2 separate regions of the Homo sapiens genome follow, and region 1 is linked to region 2. The links are chromatin loops, found by intact Hi-C in ENCODE. Cell type or tissue: ascending aorta. All regions are shown on one strand. Each heading gives the region's core, and the rest is flanking DNA. Links, peaks and the distances in the headings are about the cores only.

The links. A loop is a pair of places that touch in the nucleus more often than their neighbours do. Peaks named below come from ENCODE experiments on the same cell type or tissue, not always from the same donor. Only the 100,000 strongest peaks of a DNase experiment are listed, where the experiment ranks them.
Region 1: a loop joins it to region 2, with 2.0 times the contacts of the local background. A loop is called at or near these places in 1 of 110 quality-filtered maps.

What each region holds. Positions count from the first base shown.
Region 1 is chr1:3,390,806-3,395,636 of GRCh38, reverse strand. All of the region lies in intron 4 of PRDM16 (PR/SET domain 16), which reads right to left. Among named protein-coding and RNA genes, the nearest start is that of ARHGEF16, 61 kb to the left of the region's middle. RefSeq lists enhancers at 1-303, 3,739-4,240. In ascending aorta, for the core only: no CTCF peak of the experiment used is centred there; a DNase peak (open chromatin) is centred at 1,936; H3K4me3 peaks cover 2,468 bases; H3K27ac peaks cover 4,000 bases.
Region 2 is chr1:3,192,672-3,197,502 of GRCh38, reverse strand. The region is part of intron 2 of PRDM16 (PR/SET domain 16); the gene reads right to left. It overlaps LOC107984909 (a long non-coding RNA gene), which reads right to left. Exons shown (of 2, transcript XR_001737869.2): 1 at 3,787-4,831; 2 at 1,977-2,670. Among named protein-coding and RNA genes, the nearest start is that of MIR4251, 67 kb to the right of the region's middle. In ascending aorta, for the core only: CTCF peaks have their summits at 1,847 and 2,054 (motif pointing left); DNase peaks (open chromatin) are centred at 1,852 and 2,202; H3K4me3 peaks cover 558 bases; H3K27ac peaks cover 4,000 bases.

The DNA of each region.
Region 1 (4,831 bases), core at 221-4,220, 200 kb before region 2:
CGCCAGCACAAGGAACCCTGTGTCTTCGGTCCGGGAGTGTCTGGCGGCAGGTGTGTTTCTCTTGGGGGAGTCACTGCCCACCCTGCACATGTGGGTGTTTGAGACTCTCTTCTGATCACAGTAACTGGGGAGCTTCCAGGGAACTGCAGGCCTGGCCGGAGGACTGGCTGTGAGGCTGGGGAGAGGCCCAAGGGAAATCCACCTGCCCCTGCGAGACCTGGGGCTGAGGCTCCTCCAAGAAAACAGAGTGGGTCTAGACTCAGAAAGGGAAGGGCTCCCAGGGATTGAGGGGACGTGGCCATCCTTGTGGGTGACACTCCCATCCCCACTGACCATCCTGTGTCAGGCCAGGCTCTCCAGCACCTGGACCTGGCTGGGGTCTGTGGCTGGACACAGCTGGGCACCCCCGAGACAGGGCTGGGTGTGGCCCCTGCATGCTCCTCCCCCATGTCCCCCACATTGTGAATTTCACTACAATCTGCCAGTCCCAACTGACTCCAGAATGACACCAAGGAACTCTCAAAAGACACACATAAGTCACAGCGTGACGGTAATGCCCAGTGTCTGCTACTCCCAAGACACCCAGACAGGAACTGCACGAAGGAGGACAGGCAGGTGCACGGCCTCTGTCAGTAGTGTGTGAAGTTCCCTTATGGGGCGTCAGGTAAGTTGCTAAAATTATGAGGAGATGTAAAAGTGGAGAGGAGAAACTGGCCCATGGTAACTTCTTCAATTAAACCCATTATTATTAGGACCCCAGTTTTGTATCATCTTATCAAAAAAAAAAATCACACAGTGGCTGAATCATTGTCTCTTTTTTAAAAAAGAAACTTGAGCCACTGTATTAGAAAATCGGGCCCAAAGTGCGGGATGAGAAGCGCCAGCTGGGACAAAGCCCGGGTGACCCTCTGAGCGGTGCCGTGAGTGGCATTGTAGCAGGCGCAAGTGGAAGGGGCTGCTGAGTGACTGCCCGGCCTGGCTGATGCCCGTGGGGCAGGTGGCCTGGCCCGGGCCCTGGGCAGGAGAGAGGAGGGTCAGCGGGCGAGGCTGAGGCTTCTCGAGGGGTCCCGTTAGAGGGCAATGTGGACCCTGGCCGCCCGCCCCTTGGCTCCACTCCAGGCCGCACCACCCACCCCACCCACCACCTCCCTCTCCACCCCACCCCCGTCGAGGGTCCTGACGTGAGACCTCGGGCATCCTCCCGCACTCCCTGCTTCTCGGCTCCGCTCCACTGGCGGGCAGAGGGCTGGGTGGGCGGACGGGGGCTGGGCGGCCCTCCTGGATCCTCCGCCTGGCCCCCTCCGAGAGCCTCCGAGCGCCTCCGAGCCTCCCGGGATCCACACCCCAACCCCATCCCCTCTCTGCAGGCCACAGACACTCCCAGGACGCCGCCCGGACTCCCTTCTCTACACACCGAGCCAGATCTCCTGGGATGCCCCCCACCGCAGCTCCGAGGGCGCCAGGCCTCCCTCCTCTGATCCGCGGCGCTGCGGAAGGAAACCCCTTCCCCCACCTCTTCCCCCAATCCGAGGGCCCCCGGTGTCTCCTGGGACCCCACCCCGGCTCCGAGGGCAGCAGACTTGCCGGGGGACCCTCCCCTCCGGCGCGGACACTGCCCTGGAGCCGCCGCCGCCGCGGGAGGGTCTAGCGCGCCGGGCCGCGGGCTCCCCCTCCCTGGCCCTGGACCTGCAGGAGGAGGGCGCCTTGGCCATGGGACTTGGAGCCACAGTCGGAATTAATCGCTATTACTGCTGATCGCAGGGCCCGAGGCGGGGCGGGGCGGGGGCGGGGGTCCCCGACCTGCCTCCAACTGCTTCGGGGGTCAGAGGTGAACGGGAATCCGCGCAAACTTTTCCACACTCGCCGGCCCCGCCCTTGCCAGCGGCGCGGAGGTGCAGACAAAAGCTGGCTGCGTTTTTACAGCCTGTCCCCGGTGTCACAAAGGCCTTATCAGCCAGACGCGCCGAGAACGCCACTGTTCCTGGCCGGCGGGGTCAGGCGACTTCCCGGGACAAAGACCGGGCCGGCCGCGGTGGGAACCGGGCGTCTGCGGACCCAGCCTGCGCCGGCTCCTGGCTCGAGAGCGTCACAAATTGCGCATTTACTGTACTGCAGACCCCTTCCTGCAGGGCTTGTCATAAATTATGACTGCAGCTCCCTACACATTCCTGCCGTCTGCTTATAATCCTCCTTTCCTCGTGAGACCCGCGGTGGGTCCTGCTCAGACCGCGCTAAGTCAGCATGGTGGGAGAAGTCTGTTGAAGCAAAAATAAAGTCTGGAGTCTCTGATAGCCTTTAGCCCCCAGCAGCGGCCTCAGGGAGGACGACTGGCCGCCGGAAAGGAAGAAGAACAGTATATTTGCTTAAGCGACAGCATCTAGGCATCTATGCCTTTTTATAAACACTCGCCTCCGCTATGCTGTTGAAGTCGTGCCTAAGTCCCCGGGTTGTGTTGCACGGGCAAGGCTGGAATTTTCCCTTTGGTTTAAGGATCTGAGAGGGTGGGGAACCCTCTTAACAACAGCTGAGTTTACTAGCGCCAATAAATGTCTGCTGTAAATGGCTTTAAAAAAATAATGATGCCAAACAGACTGGATCTGAAGTTAAGTCCTTGTTCCAACACTTCAGGTTCTCTTTGTAACAACAATGACTTGACTGAACGTGGGTGAACAACACGAAACACAGGTCCTCCGAATTCAAACTGTATTTAGCATGACCCTGCCTATTTTCTCCCCCTTTTATCACTTTCCAGACACAAAGAGGCGGCTTCTTGTAGGTAAGTGGACTTCTGGGACAAATAAATGGCCACGTTCTCAACAGAAGGCAGAGAAATTGCCCGAGAAGAGCCTAGAGTCAGCCCAGGCCACGTTCATTCAGACAGAGCCTTTTATGAAAATTAGTATCATTGCTCCCAGCAATATTCTTTAAGACACAGAAATCATTTACATTTACAATGGCTGCCAGCTTTGGGATACCTTCTCCTTACAGGTCTTTAAAGAAAGTTTTTAAAATATCAAATCAATTCACAAGAAAAGAGACGACTTTCGAATATGAAGCTCTTAGTGGTACGGTTCTCATTCCCGCTTAATCATAGAATTTAACAATACAAATAGACGAAAAACTCCATGCAAATTCCACCAGGTGGGAATCACCGGACTGCAGACTAAAAGGAACTGGGTTGAATCTGAGCAGCGGCCGTTCTTGTTTTCTCTTTCCTGGAATAAATGAATTTTTTCCATCAAGCGAACTTTTGGGCTTTCTTGTCTCTTTTTGACCAGCGTAATAAACTTTAAAGGCAGGCTTGAATCAAGTAGGTGAACCCTCCTTCCGTGTGCTTACTGGAAAAAACTCAATCGCTCACCATTCTGGATTTCAGAATTCAACTGTGCCTGAGTTTACTGTGCAAGAGGCTTTTCTCACAAAACACGTGAAAGCAGCCAGTGGAATCGGAATTCTTTGAAACCATTTCCCAAAAGCAGATTCCCCTGGTGACCCGGTCTGCCTCTCACCTGGCCTTGGGAGAGAGAGAGGATGTTGGGCTGAGGATCGTCCCCTGCATTTTGGTTTTAGCGGAGGTGGCTGGGTCTCAGTGCTGCTCCCGGCTTCATTTTAACTCCTTGCTGTCTCCACACGCTGTGAGTGTGGGAAAGCGCTGTGATGATCCCCGAGCCCCGAGGCCGGCCCAGGAGCTGAGCATGTCGTAGTGATGATGCCCTAAGCGCCAGCAGGGGCAGCACCCCGATTTGCAGCGCTGGGGTTTGGGCAGGGGTCTCCTTTCTCCCTACCCTGTGCACGCCTGTGCTTGGGAGCCTGCCTCTGGCCGGCCTCAATTTCCGGCTTCCTCCGTGCTGAGCGGCTGGAGGAGACCACAGTCAGGCTCCCAGACTATAGACAGTCCTATCCTCTGGCAGAGCGAGGAAAAGCCCGCTGGAGTCCCGGGCTTCGCCACCTTCCTCTTGTCCTGCACATAGCTGAAGCATTTTTATTAAGCCTAAGTTTTATTATTGTGTGGTGTGCGATATGCCGTCACCATCCCAGCGACCCAGACATGAAATAAAACTCTGTGCACACTTATCTGTTTCTTAGTTGTGTGGTTTGGATCTGGATTATAAAAATATAAATGACGAGTCCACAGTTAAATTACCTTGATCATTCTTAAATAGCTTCGTCTAGTAAAGTGAGCCTGTAACGAGCAGGAAAGGAATATACAAATCCTGACAGGTGGTTTGCGTAGCGGTTCAGACGGCACAGTTGAATTTAAACCTTGTTCTTCACCAAGAAGAGGATCAGTTTGTTCCAAAGGGGGCCCCGTAAAATGGGAATCAAAGCAACCTGCATGTATTTTGGAGTCTTTTGTAAGCTGGTTATGAAATACCGAAGGAGCCCCCTGCCCTCCTCCCGCCCATTTCAAGGGGGTAAACTGTGTCGCATGGTGGGAGGCTCCTGCCTGCCTTAACCAAATTAACAATCTATGATTTTTAATTTAAAAAAATTGTGAGGATGGCTCGGGCGGTGGCTCACGCCTGTCATCCCAGCACTTCTGGAGGCCGAGGCGGGCAGATCACCCAAGGTCAGGAGCTTGAAACCAGCCTGACCAACATGGTGAAACCCTGTCTCTACTAAAAAATACAAAATAAGCCAGGCATAGTGGCAGGCCCCTGTAATCCCAGCTACTTGAGAGGCTGAGACAGGAGAATCGCTTGAACCCGGGAGGCGGAGGTTGCAGTGAGCCGAGATTGTGCTATTGCACTCTGGCCTGGGCAACAAGAGTGAAACTCTGTCTAAAAAAAAAAAAAAAAAAACACACTGTGAGAGATAAAAGCAAAGGGAA
Region 2 (4,831 bases), core at 470-4,469:
GTGCAGGCACCAGAGGTGAATGAGCTGCCTCTCAGGCCTGTGCCAGCCCTGCCTGGCTCATGGGGCACGCTCCTCTAGGATGCCAAGGCTGTAGGATCACCCAAGGGACAATTGGACTGAGTGCCCACGACGAGCTGGGGCCGCTGTGATGGCTGGGGGCACACAGGAAGGAGGGGCCTGCCCTGCTCACAGCTGACATCTGGGAGCTGCAGGGGCAGAAAGGGCCCGCCTGGGGGTCGGGACCCTGGGCTCTTGTCCTGGGTCCACCCAGCCCATGGTCGCATATGACTCTTTCCCTCCCTGGGGCCCAGTTCATAACTGCACTGGGAGGGGGAGGAGATGGTGATGTCCCAAGGGGGACTCAGGTATGACAAGGGGCCCCTCCTATCTTAGCCATCACTCCATGCCCGGGGGCGCGTGGCTGGTCAGCCTCGGGCCGCCTCGTGCAGCTGTGGCCGGGGACAGGAGCCATGCTGATGAGCCAGTGGTGTGAAGCTCACCCCCCAGCCTCAGCGGCTGCACAGACCCCCCTGGGCAACAGTGGGGTCCCCCAGTGGACCCAGGCACCCGCCTCTTCGCAGCTCCAGCTTCTGCTCCTTCCACCTGCCCTGCTGAGGCCTGTGGTCAGGAAAGGCTCTGCTGCTACCCGTCAGCCTCGGCACCTTTAGGAAAAGCCTCTCTGGGCTCCCATGGGTAGGGGAGGAAGGAAGTTCAGGGCGGGCCCCTTTCCCAGGGCCTCCTCCTGGGCTGGACTCCTCCAAGTGCCCCACAATGATCGCTTCTCAGAATGCAGACTCCTGGGACCTCCCCCGGGAACTCTCAGCCAGTAGTAGGTAGAGAATGTGGCCTGGAATTGGGTGGGGGTCTCACAGGCTGACCATCTGGGTCAGGAACCCCTGCGGTTCCTGGCTGAACCCCTCTCTGGTGCCACGGGCACCCTGGGGCCACCGCAGAATCCCAGCTTCAGGCAGGGGCACCGGGCGGTGAGCCTCACTCTCTGCCAAGTGTCCCCAGCATTCTCAGGCCCCACAAGGGCCCATGGGTCTACATTTGGGACCTGCTTTCAAACAAGGGGACAGCAGCTTCTGAGAAAAAGTGGGGCTGAGGTCATGTTTACGACACAGAATTCCCCCAAGCCCAGAGAGGGCCATCGGCTGTAGTGAAGTCAAGTTCCAGGGCCCGGCTGGGTCAGGGACCTGCAGAGGACAGAGCCATGTTCAGGCAGGAGCATGAGGCACTGGGCCCAGGCAATCGGCCTGCAAGGCGCAGAGTTGAGACTGCCCCACCTACATGCTGTTAGTGGGGGCAGGAACCGGGTCTGGGCCCAGCTGCCGCCCCTGCTGGAGCTCACCTGTGCCTCTCCCACCTGGCAAGAGCCTGGCTGCCCCCAGTGAGCTCCTGCTGGGGTCACTGAGCGGGACCCACACCTGCCTCTGGGCCCCTGCATGGACAAACCTGGGGGCTGGGAGCTATTCCTTCCTTCTCAGCCCCGGGTTCCCCTGTCAGAGCGAGGGTGGCTGTGTCCTAATCACAGCACAGCTGGGAGGGTCCCAGTGTAGACAGAGCCTCACAGAGACCAGGGCACACGGCAGGTGCCCACCAGGCCCATACAGAGGCCACATGCCTCTGTCATACTCCCTTCACATCCAATCCTTATTTTCCCTAAGGAAGAAAGAAAGGGAGGAAGGAAAAGGGCAGGAGGCTCCGGAGCACCCTGTTCTCACAGGGAGCCTTGGGGGACCTAGGGGGAGGCTGGGCCACGCCCCCACGCAGAAGCCCTTCTCCCTCCTGCTTCTGGCAAAACCCTGAAGACATTTTCAGGCTGGCAGCCCTGATGATGTTTTCAGGTCTCTTGGTACAAGCGGCCGGTTCCTGAGTAAGGGTGGGCTCTGGGTGTCACTGGGACAGGGGGGGCGGGGCGTGTGGGATGCGATTGGCAAAATACTATTTAAGAAGTTGGTATTCACAGATGTCTCTCGAATATGAAAAGAAAATATTTATTTCCTTTTTCGCTTGTGAATCAGAATGCTCTATTTAAAGAAAGTCCCCTCTGCTGGGCTGCAGCGGAGTTATTACCCCTTAAGGAAGTAAAGGAGAGCCATCAGGGAGGTATTCTTAGTCATTCTCTCTCCTTTTTTCTAAAATTCCTTATATACCCGTGCCTCCGAGCCGGGCCGAAGATAGTGCAGGATTTCATGGCATTCTTGGGCTAAAAACGTCTAGGGCTGATGTCACGGTGCCGGGGGACATGGGAAGCCTGTGCTGTGACTCCTCCACGGCACTGCCGGCTTCTCCCGGAGCAACGCCGAGGCCCATGGGTTTCTCTGCATCCCTGTCCCCACGGTGGCCTCAGGCTCCGCACCATCCCACAGGGCCCCGTCTCTCTCCAAATCCCGACGCTGTGTGCCTCGCCGAGCTGCCCGGTGCTGGCTCCACGGGAACACTCCTCAGAGCATCCACTGGCCGGTGCGCTCACGGTTTTAGACGTGAGGCCTCCATAGAAACATCCAGAAGCTCCTGAGTGGGGAAGCGCGGCAAAGCTTCCTGGCCTCACGCAGAACTCTCCACGCAGAGTGGAGCAGCAGAGGTGCCCAGAGCCAGGCCACGTCCCGGGGCCGAGCCCACTCAACCGTGGGGGTGGTGTGGGCAGTGGAGCGTGCATCTGGGAACCTTGGAGAGAAAGGGCAGGCCAGGAACGAGTTTTGGCGTTTAGATGATAAAACGTGGGACTGAGAATACCAAGCCCTAATGTGTGGCGATCAGACGGTGGCGTGTGGCGGGGAGACGGTGGCGTGTGGCGGGGAGACGATGGCGTGTGGCGATCAGACGGTGGCATGTGGCGGGGAGACGGTGGCGTGTGGCGGGGAGACGGTGGCGTGTGGTGGGGAGACGGTGGCGTGTGGTGGGGAGACGGTGGCGTGTGGTGGGGAGACAGTGGCCAGTTGCCGCAGAGTCCAGCCTTGATATTATCAGACCTGCCCCAGCCTCCCTCCCTGAGACTCCAGCCTGAGCCGAGGTCCCCAGCACCTGCCATGGTCTACCCCTTCCCCTCTGTTGGAATTTAAAGGATAAGGCGTAATAGGGTGATCTAAGAGCTCAGCCAATGAGCGCCGGCTGCCCCCACAGCAGGCCAGCAAGGAGGGCTTATGGCGGGGCTCAGCTCCAGGGTGAAAGGGGCATGGGAGAGACAGAAGGAAGCGCCCTGCACAGGGAGGTACCAGTGAACACCTCTGCAGGACCTGAGATGAGCCGGTTGTCTGCTGAGTGACTAAATGCCCTCAACAACCATCCTAAATAGCCCCCCAGTGTGCACTGAGCGTTGCAGAAGGCCAGACGAGTGCTTTGGGAGCCCTTGTTCCTCAGCCCTCCCACCTGTCCCTTGCCCGGCGGTCTGGTGCAGGTGCCGGACAGGACATGCAGGCGGGCTCTCCACTCCTCCTATCTAGGTCAGCTGCTCTCGGCCCAGGCCGTAAATTAGGATCTCCTGGGAGCTTTCACATGCCTGATGCCAGAGGGGTGTGCCAGGACTTTGGGTCTGACACTGGGACGTTCCTGGGCAAACAGGGAGGTTGGTCACCCTCCCTGGCCCCAGCCCAGCATCTCCAAGGCAGGCCTGACACCTGTATTTCCCATGCTCCCCAGGCAACACGAACACACAGTGAAGGGGAGCCCGCAGCCCCCAGCCTCTGCCCTCAGGTCTCAGGCACCCGGGAAGGACTTGGGAGCTTTCCTGACCACCCCCTCCCCCAGTACAGACCGACATGTGGGAGGGGCACTCACTCTTACATTTTCCTATGCATTCAGCAGACATTGTTGGGGGGCAGGGGCTTGCACCTCCTCCCCGGCTGGGTGGGCGCACTTCTCAGAATATGTCTGAGCCACAGGAGCTCCCTGGGTTGAGCCTTCCTTGCCTGCCATCCTGGGGTCCCCCAGAGCCGGATGGGATGGAGAGTGCGGAGGTCCATGGCTGTGGACAGCTCCAGGGGTGCAAAGGGAGCACCCAGCCCACTGAGCAGTGGGCGCTGGACACACAAGTTCTGCTTCTACAGAGGAGAGCTATGTCAAACACTTCTGGGTTCAAACCAGCCTCTGGTGGCTGGCAGGTGCCCCTTCTTCCTGAATCCCAGAGCCATGAGGCAGCCTGGAGATCTCCTAGGAATGGCTAGACCTGGCACTGGTGGGAGCTGCCGCTCCATCCCCTTGGGGGGCCGGGCAGGAGCCCGAAGCCTCAGGAGGTCAGCCCTGGAGGCGGGACGGGCAGGAAGGCAGTGCATCCTTCCACAGCGTCAGGGAACATTGGTGACTCTCCCAATGCCTGCAACACACCCAAAGCTGCCCCCTGGTAAGCCGCTGCGTCTGCTGGGTACTCGTCGTCTGGCCGCTGTGTCTGCTGGGTACTCGCCGTCTGGCCGCTGCGTCTGCTCAGTACTCACCATCTGGCCGCTGTGTCTGCTGGGTACTCGCCGTCTGGCCGCTGTGACTGCTGGGTACTCGCTGTCTGGCCGGGTCCTTCCTAAACTCAGCTGTGCACATGAATCACCAGGGATCTCGCTCAATTGCAGGTGGTGACTCAGTGAGTCCCAGAGAGGGGCCAAGGTTCTTCATTTCCAACAAACCTGCAGGGAGGCCAGCACTGCTGGCTCAGGGACCACACTTTGAGCACCGAGGGTCTTTATGGCAACAAGGCAGCCGGGTGTGTCTGTCTCTGGGTTGATCTTGGTTTCCTGTTTGCTCATGGGCCACAGGGACTGAAAGGGACTGAAGCAGAGTCCCAGGAGCCTCGACAATCCCTCCTGGGCAGGAGCTGGGGCTTGGTTAAAACAGGGTCGCT